Regions from separate parts of the Homo sapiens genome. Here region 2 is linked to region 1. A link is a loop called in an ENCODE intact Hi-C map of the cell type or tissue named here. Cell type or tissue: mammary epithelial cell. All regions are shown on one strand. Each heading gives the region's core, and the rest is flanking DNA. Links, peaks and the distances in the headings are about the cores only. Region 1 holds the start of LOC105369714 (a long non-coding RNA gene). Region 2 has its middle 160 kb from the start of LINC02386.

What was found. Hi-C counts contacts between places; a loop is a spot of excess contacts. Peaks named below come from ENCODE experiments on the same cell type or tissue, not always from the same donor. Only the 100,000 strongest peaks of a DNase experiment are listed, where the experiment ranks them.
Region 2: it touches region 1 in a loop (8-fold over the local background); 2 of 110 quality-filtered maps call a loop at or near these places.

What each region holds. Positions count from the first base shown.
Region 1 is chr12:29,517,686-29,522,084 of GRCh38, forward strand. TMTC1 (transmembrane O-mannosyltransferase targeting cadherins 1) reads right to left here. Exons shown (of 18, transcript NM_001193451.2): 12 at 2,933-3,035; 13 at 787-922. LOC105369714 (a long non-coding RNA gene) reads left to right here and starts at 2,046. Exons shown (of 6, transcript XR_007063258.1): 1 at 2,046-2,135; 2 at 3,248-3,378. In mammary epithelial cell, for the core only: a CTCF peak has its summit at 2,104 (motif pointing right); no DNase peak of the experiment used is centred there.
Region 2 is chr12:30,455,515-30,459,913 of GRCh38, forward strand. It overlaps the pseudogene LOC100422352. Among named protein-coding and RNA genes, the nearest start is that of LINC02386, 160 kb to the left of the region's middle. In mammary epithelial cell, for the core only: a CTCF peak has its summit at 2,366 (motif pointing left); a DNase peak (open chromatin) is centred at 2,317.

The DNA of each region.
Region 1 (4,399 bases), core at 102-4,101:
CTTTGTTTTTATATCAATAACAAGGTTTTTGGCTTTTTCTTTTTTTTTGAGACAGAGTCTCACTCTGTCACCCAGGCTGGAGTGCAGTGGCACAATCTTGGCTCATGCAACCTCCACCTCCCAGGTTCAAGTGATTCTCCTGCCTCAGCCTCCTGAGTAGCAGGGATTACAGGTGCCCGCCATCATGCCCGGCTAATTTTTGTACTTTTAGTAGAGACGAGGTTTCACCATGTTGGCCAAGTTGGTCTTGAACATCTGACCTCAGGTGATTCGACCATCTTGGCCTCCCAAAGTGCTGGGATTACAGGCATGAGCCACCGCACCTGGCCAAGAACAAGGTTTTTACAAAATGATCATGATGCCATAGTTGGAACGTAAGAATGTCTTATTGACCTATCAATATGGAAACTGAGCCCCAAGGGTCTTTCTCATTAATTATGATGAATTTGTTCTCATGTGTGCATAGTTTTTCATGTATCCTCATTTTTTAAATTGCTGTTTATGATTGGGGTTGCAATCCATGGCTTCAGAAAACAACAAACTGACTAAAGTGGGAATTAAATTTCAACCTTGGTTCAGCACTATAGTCTAACCAGCAAGCCAAAGTCATGAATTATGATCCCATTTATATTGTGGTTGCTTTCTTTGGAGATAAAAATTTGTATCACCTGAATTGGCAAAATTTGCTAGTATTCTGAGAGCACACCTATTCTGATTAACTAAGAAGCTGATGAGTGATTGCTGAGGTTCCTGGGCAACTTATAAAGAAAAGAAAGGGAACTTTACCGCTTGTACCATTCTTCAGCCATGCTGTTCTCTCCCAGTGACCTGTAGAGTCTTCCCAAGTTCACCATGGCCACGTGATGACTGGGGCTAAGTTTGATGGCCTGCTGGTAATGGGCCACTGCCTTTTCTGGTAAGCCTGTAACCAGTGACAGGTTGGTAAGAGCAGAACATGCCTTTTTATAAAAGACATGAACATTTCACTTTCTCTTCTGACTTATAATTCTTTCTCATTATTACAGAGTTATACCAAAATTATTCAATATGCAAATTAGCTTGCATTTCAGCTTCTCATCCTGGCCATTGCCTAACTTTGAACAATTTCACTGTTCATTCATACTTCCAAAAAAATTAACAAAAAAGCAGTAAAAACTAAAACCTATTGTTTTAATTATATATATTATTTTAGTCGAAATTTTTCTGGTCATCGCTCTTGCTAATAGGATGCCTTCAGATTATTAGTGATTGTTATTTATCCAAGATATAACTGGCTCTCATTATATAAAAAATAGAACAGGCTACTGTAGAAATAAAACTGTCCAGAAGCAATTTCTAAGGGTCTGTCTCAATGAACTATACTTCAACATAGCAATTGAAGCATTACTTTAAATAACACATATCAGCTCTATAGTGAAAATCTCTTTTAAAATCATGCACTTTCATTTGAATGGCACTTAATTAATAAGACTTACAACATAATAATGCCACCATGCACTTGTCCAATGCATTATATATTTTTAAATACTTACATTTGTATGGTTTTTGCAGGTATTTTTTTATACAATTTAGCTGCCTTTTGATACTGTTTAGCTGTTTATCAGGATTTAAGAGATATTTAAAAAACCACACACAAAAATTTTCCACTTTACAGATATAGACACTAAAGTGCAAAGATATTCAACAGACTTGATAAAGATCCCAAGGCAAGTGAGAGTAAGGCCAGAAGCAGAATGAAGGCCCTCTACTCTGATAGGTTTCTTCAAAGTAGCTTCCTGGTGAAACTATATTCAGTAACTACACTTTAGAACACTGTGAAATTCTAAATAGAATGGAATGTCTATTATCTACACAGAAATCTTTTCAAGCGTATCTGTTTGAATACAAGTTTGACTAGGAGGTCCCTAGGAGCCTCTGTCTCTGGAGGCAGAGGCTCAATGTCATAGGGTGGTCACAGAGTTATCATTTTTAGGGGTGTGGTGGGGTGGGACTGTTGTTGAAGTAAAAGGAGGAGGGTTAGACCTGCCCAACTAGAGGTTTCTTCTAGTTTTTATATTTTTAAGACAGTTTATTATTATGTGGCCAATGAACCAGCAGGTGGCACTACACAACAATTTTACACAGGCAAAAATAAGGTAAGTTTCTTAGATGTATCAGAATGTAAATTTTATATTCTGTAAAACAAGAGAGCTCCAAATATCCTTGAAAATAAAACCCCTTTAAGCATTTCATATTGAAAAACTAATTAAACTAAATTTTGCTGCAGGGCAGCTAGTCTAGTAATCAACAAGAACAAAGTGGTGCTTTGGCCTTACATTTAAATATAATTTCATTACTTACATTGCATGCCAACAGTACAGAGGCACTACATAAGTCATAAAGAAAAGAGAATTCATGCCCAGTAATGTTTTGCATTAAGTAAGATAAAGTAAGTGTATTTTATATAGCACCTGTCATATAAGAGCATTGTATCAATTTTAATAATGCAGTTTCTAATGTACATCAAGGAAGGAATGATGGAACAATTCTGGAGGCTTTTAAAAAATATGTTATAGAAAAGTATTTACCATCTGCCAGTAACTGCTTTCAGAGGCAGGTTTTGCATCATTGTAGAGAAACATTTCATCATCATGGATTTATAAATATATATAAATAATATTCAAAGAAGATTGGGACTTATTAAATCATAAGGCTACTTCCTGTCCCCTGGGGAGTTTTCCATAGAGAAATGAGTATGAGAATGGCCAGATTTTACTGAATCGAGCTTGAAGATCTAGAGAAATGACAGCCCCGAGGTATAATGACTGTCAATAGTGTGAGCTTCCTGCCAAGCCCAGTGAATTTTACTTCTGAGGATTATTTGCCTTCCATTTTGCTTGATAAATTGTATTAGCTAATCTCAGCAGTACAGTTTCTCTTTAATTTCACTTACCAGTATCAACTAAGAAAACCCCATAGTTGTTGTGTAAATCTGAGCTGTCTGGACAGTTCTTTATTCCAGTTTGGTATATTTCTTCAGCTTCTTTAAACCGCTCCTTTAAAAAGAAAGAAACAAACAAAATAAGTGAGAAAGCTTTCTAAAACCAACAATAACTGAATATTAGGAGCAGGAAAAGCAAAAAAAAAATAAATCTTACTAAGCACCTAATATACAACAGGCTACTGAGATAAGGCACTATGAACTTTGTTTGAATTAAAGGCAATATTAACTGTGTACAAAATACCCAAAATTCATATCTGTATTTAGTTCCCTTAGGGCGAAAAAGATGATGTTTTCTCAAATGGGACCTTTGGAAGGATATGGACCTGTACAACATGCACGCCTACCGGGGAAAAAGGACTGAAAATAGTTGTTCGAATAGGATGCCCTTCACCCCGGTGACTCTCCATACGAAAACGGGGGATGCAAAAATGGTGGAATGTTTTCAGAGGTGGCAATGTGGTTGGGAGGCAGGGCAGTCTGGGGAATTTGTTTTCTAGCTGCATTTGGATAGATGACTCTCTTTTTATCTATATACTGTACTGCTTGTTTTGGGAAGTTTTTGAGGGAAGTAGAGAGGGGAGGCAGATGCAGATGTTGGGGAGGGCTCTGCCCTATCCTTTCATTACTTGAAGTATGTCTACAGCCCACCAGACTGGTGGCTACTTCCCATACTCAGTCCATGCTTTCCACCTCTGAGCTGCTCCCTCCAACAGGTTTATATGTCCCCTCAAGGGTGTACCTCCAACCTGTGTGGCAAGGTTCAGGTCGATCACCACATCTCTCATTCTAGGGCTCCAATTCTAATTGCCCTTGTGTTCTCTTTGTCTAAAGATTCACTTTAGCAAACTTTAGTAATTCTGAGTTACTTTTTAGGTACATTTTTCTTTTTCTTTCTTTCTTTTTTTTTTTTTTTTTGAGACAGAGAGTCTCACTTTGTCGCCTTGGCTGGAGTGCAATGGGGCGATCTCGGCTCACTGCAACTCCTGCCTCCTGGGCTCCAGTGATCCTCCCACCTCAGCTCCCTGAGTAGCTGGGATTACAGGCATGTGCCACCATGCCCAGCTAATTTTTGTATTTTTAGTAGAGATGGGGTTTCCCCATGTTGGCCAGGCTGGTCTCAAACTCCTGGCCTCAAGTGATCCGCCCGTCTTGGCCTACCAAAGTGCTGGGATTACAGGCATGAACCACTGCACTTGGCCCTTTTAGGCATATTTTTCACAACCATTAGAGACTGTTATGTCACACTTACTTTTACTATACAGAAGGTGAAATTAATTAATCAAAGGTTCCCAGATACTAAGACTTATTTACCCACAAGTTAACAAAATGTCATCTTTTCCTAGTACAGCTGCGATGGTCATGTAAAATAAGATGATTTGGCACAAAGCACATGCCAGCTTTAAAAAATACATATAT
Region 2 (4,399 bases), core at 230-4,229, 940 kb after region 1:
ATACAATTATTATTTGTCAGTTAAAAGTAAGTAATTATATAAATAAATAACAGTAAATAATAATACATTTTAAACATTATAATGAATTAATAAATCTTAATCCAAGAACTTAAAGAAAAATAAATCACCATTTATTTCTTTGCTTACATGTCTCTTTACACACTAGGTAATATGGAACTGGTAATATCTATTAATCAAGAAAATGTAGTTTAGTAGTGCTCTGAATGGAAGATATAATTTATTTAAGATCTTTAATTTTTTCAGATGATATGATATGAAATCCAACAACCTGCTTCTAAAGTGAATTTATGAAGAAAAGGCCAGTGGGAAGGTTTTTTGAGTCTGTGAATTCAAATGGAGACAGTATTAATGATGAGTGGGGCTGTAAAATCATCTATAAACAAAATAAAACCTATAAACCTAATTTCATTGTTCAGTCAAGCAATAGGCACAGGTGTTCCCACAGAAGGAAGAAAAAGAAATGCAGTACATTTTCTTTAGAATATTCCAAGATGTTAAGTTGGGCTCTGTTGCCTAGGTGCTAAATGAGGAAAGACTTTTTCATGTCCTGATGTTTTTTTATGTGGTAGAAGCTGTTTCTAAAATATAATAATGTTGATCTTTAACCACTTCATTTAGATATGTCTGACGTATAGAAATCTGTACATATTCATTGTATACATCTCAGTGAGTTTGGGGTTAGATGTACACCTATGAAACCATCACCACTGTCAAGGCCATAATCATATCCACCACTTCCCAAAGTCTCCTCCTGCCCCTTTTCTTGTTGGGTTTTGTGTGTGTGCGTACAGTAAGAACTCTTAACATAAGATCTACCAGCTTAGCAAATTTTAAGGATGCAATACAGTATTATTAGTTTTAGGCACTATGCATTAGAGTAGATCTCTCTCTCTCTCTCTCTCTCTCTTTCTCTCTCCTTCCTTTGAGATGGAGTCCCGCTCTGTCACTCAGGCTATACTACAGTGGTGCAATCTTGGCTCACTGCAACCTCCGCCTCCTGGGTTCAAACAATTCTCCTGCCTCAGCCTCCAGAGTAGCTGGGATTACAGGTGCCTGCCACCATGCCCAGCTAATTTGAGTATTTTTAGTAGAGACGGGGTTTCATCATGTTGGCCAGGCTGGTCTCGAACTCCTGACCTCAGATAATCCACCCGCCTCAGCCTCCCAAAGTGCTGGGATTAGAGGCGTGAGCCACCACGCCCGGCCCTTTGCCCCTTTCTTGAAAAATAGTTAGCTGTTTATGCCTGGGTTTATTTCTGGGTTCTCTAGTCTGACCCATTGGTCTATGTGTCTGCTTTTATGCGGGTACAATACTGTCTTGATTCCTGTAGGTTTGTAGTATAACTTAAAGTCAGGAAATATGACGCCCACGGATGATTCAGCTGTGCACATCCCTCAGTGTTCTGGGTGGAGTGAGACAGAAGTGGGCCTCCTGGGCAGGACCCCACAAGTTTGGGGAAGTCGAGTACTCACTTTCCCACTCGAGAGAAATCACAAGCTGAGGGGGTCTCTCAGCACCAAGCTGCGCCACCCTGAGGGAGGGTGACACAAGTAAAGTGAAACTGCTCTTCTTTTAAATGCATCCACTCTTGGATTTTTTTGGTCCAGTAGGGAGTCTCAGCTGGACTCCAGGGCTCCCACAGCAGTATTCTCGTCTATGGGTGGTTGCCAAAATTGGTATTTCTATTGGGAGGATGAGGGCTGGAGCCTCTTATTCTGCCATCTTGCTGACATCCCTCCCAGCCCTGTATGTGTAGTGGAGTATAAACATTCTCTGGGGCTCGCTACCATCACACTGTGTGTCTGGAGTTTCTGCCTCACCATTTCTCCAGCTCCAGGGATCTTCACCTGGCTCCTGCTTGTATCTCAACACCATTTTTAACTGCCCCAACTCCAATGAATTGCCAGTTTGTATCCTACTCCAGTTTTTATTCCTACGAAATCAGCTGTCTGTCCCCATTAAAACTGAGGTGGCCAATTCTATCAGCCCAGTTTCTCTTGCTTCCCTTCTGAGCAGATACCCAGTGGTTGGTCATTTTAGAAGTGTACCCATTATCTCATCCACTATCCCCTACCTCCCTCTCTTGATTTTCTTTGTTAATTTGCTAATCCCCAACACTGAACACACTCTTCTAATCTTTGTTCTTTTTCCTATTAAAAGGCCACAAGTTTTGCTGGCTAATGTCCTAAAAATAGACTACTCCTCAACAAATTTGTTCTCCTTATCCTCAGCTGTGTTGTAAAACTTGTTCCTCTCTAGCTGATGACTCATATGTCCCTGTCTTCTTCTGTTCATTTTATAGCTTTTCCTGATCCCCATGGCCTTACTCCATGGAAAACTTTGACGCCCCCTAGAGTTTAGTTGTAAGCATCAAATGAAATAAAATATCCGAGGTGCCTAAAGTCTGTGATGAGAGTTCATAGGTGCCATGTCTACTCTGCTAAGAAAGAGGCCATGTGGAATGAATGCCCTCAACTCGCTCTCTCTTTTGCAAGTTCTGTTTTCATCTGCATCCTCCTTCTTCCCTATGTCACAGAGAAAAAGTTGTGTCTATTGTGAAATATCTAAAATGATATTTAATAATGTTTGAAAAGGCAGCTTTTATCATTTATACAAATAAATGAAAAAATTAAATCACAAGTGAATATTTTGGATAATATAACTTTATCAGTAATTCCAGTCATAAGTGTCCCATTAGCTCATCCCAATCATTTCAATCTCTCAGTATCTCTCTCACCAGCTGCCACTGAATGGAGATTTTGATTCAAAAACTTCAGACAAGAAAAAGTTCTTAAAAACTGAACTTCTTAAAAATAATTTCAGCTTTTATTTTTGATTCAGGGGGTACATGTGCAGGTTTGTTGGGTATATTGTGTGATGCTGAGGTTTGGGGTAAGAACGATTCCATCACCCAAGTAGTGAGCATAGAACCCATAGTCCCCAGTGTCTACTCTTCCCATCTTTGTGTCCATGTGTACCAGTGTTTAGCTCCCACTTGTAAGTGAGAACATGCAGCATTTGAGTTTCTGTTCCTGCATTAATTCACTGAGGATAATGGCCTCAAGCTGCATCCACGTTGCTGCAAAAGACATTATTTTGTTCTTCTTCATGACTGTGTAGTATTCCATAGTTATATGTACCACATTTTATTTAATCCATCTCGATGGCAATTTAAGTTGATTCCATGTCTTTGCTATTGCGGTGAACATATGAGTGCATGTAAGACTGAACATTTCTATGCCAAACTGTTGTAGCCTGTCAGGGTTTACATAATCTCACAGAAACTTTTGTCTGTCTATACTACACTGGGTGTATATTAGCGGCAAGTAACAGAAACTGATTTTTCGATAACTTCAAGGAGAAGACGAATATATTGCAAAGGTGAGGGAGGCTCACAAAACTGAAGGGAACATTGAGGAAGCTGGCTTGTGGCAAATAAGAACTGGGTGATGTTATGGGCTGACTAATGTCCCCCAATATCTGTATGTTGAAGCCCTAATCCCCAATACCTCAGAATGTAACTATATTTGGAGATAGTCCTTTAAAGATGTTTTAAGTTAAAACAAGGCTGTTAGGACCAAATCCAATCTGGCCGCTATCCTTATAAGAAAAGGAAATTTGCACACACAGAGAGACAACACTTGTAGGTGAGTGGGTGGGCTCAGGGGAAACACCATGTGAGGACATAGCAAGAAGTCAGCCATCTGATAGCCAAGCAGGGAGGCCTCAGAGGAAACCAGCCCTGCCCACAACTTAATCTGGACTTCTAGTCTCCAGAACTGTGAAAAAAAAAATCCATTTCTGTTGTTTAAGCCACCAGCCTAGAGTGTTGTGTTATGGTTCTGTTATGGCAGCCCTAGCAATCTACAGGATGAGCTGACTACTACAGGAGGCTGGACAGTAAGCTCTAAACCACCGCTAAACAAATCGATCAACTCCCATTGCTTCTGTCTGTCCTCAATGGAAGTCCTGGAAGAGAGAATTCCATTAGCTGAGCTTGAATTTGGGTCACCTACCCTTGTCCCCACCAGGTTAGAGTCCATGATGAAGAGAGCAGAAGAAGTTTGAGGGACTCCCCAGGGAAAATCAGGTATGGCTAAGAAGGAAAAACCTATTCCAGTACCGCAAAAACAATGGCATATTCTCTATATTCTGCTTCTGATAAACTATTTTAAAGTAAATGTACCTGATTTTAAAACTTGACAATTTTACTTTTTCAGAAAATAAAAATTCACTTTGACATTAATGCCTTCCATTTCTTAATATGCTACATAGTACTAGGTAGGGAGCTTTGAAATTAACCTTTGCTTCTGAGTTTCATTCAGTTTCCATCATACCAGTCTACCTTAGCATCATGACCATAGACCACTTTGGACA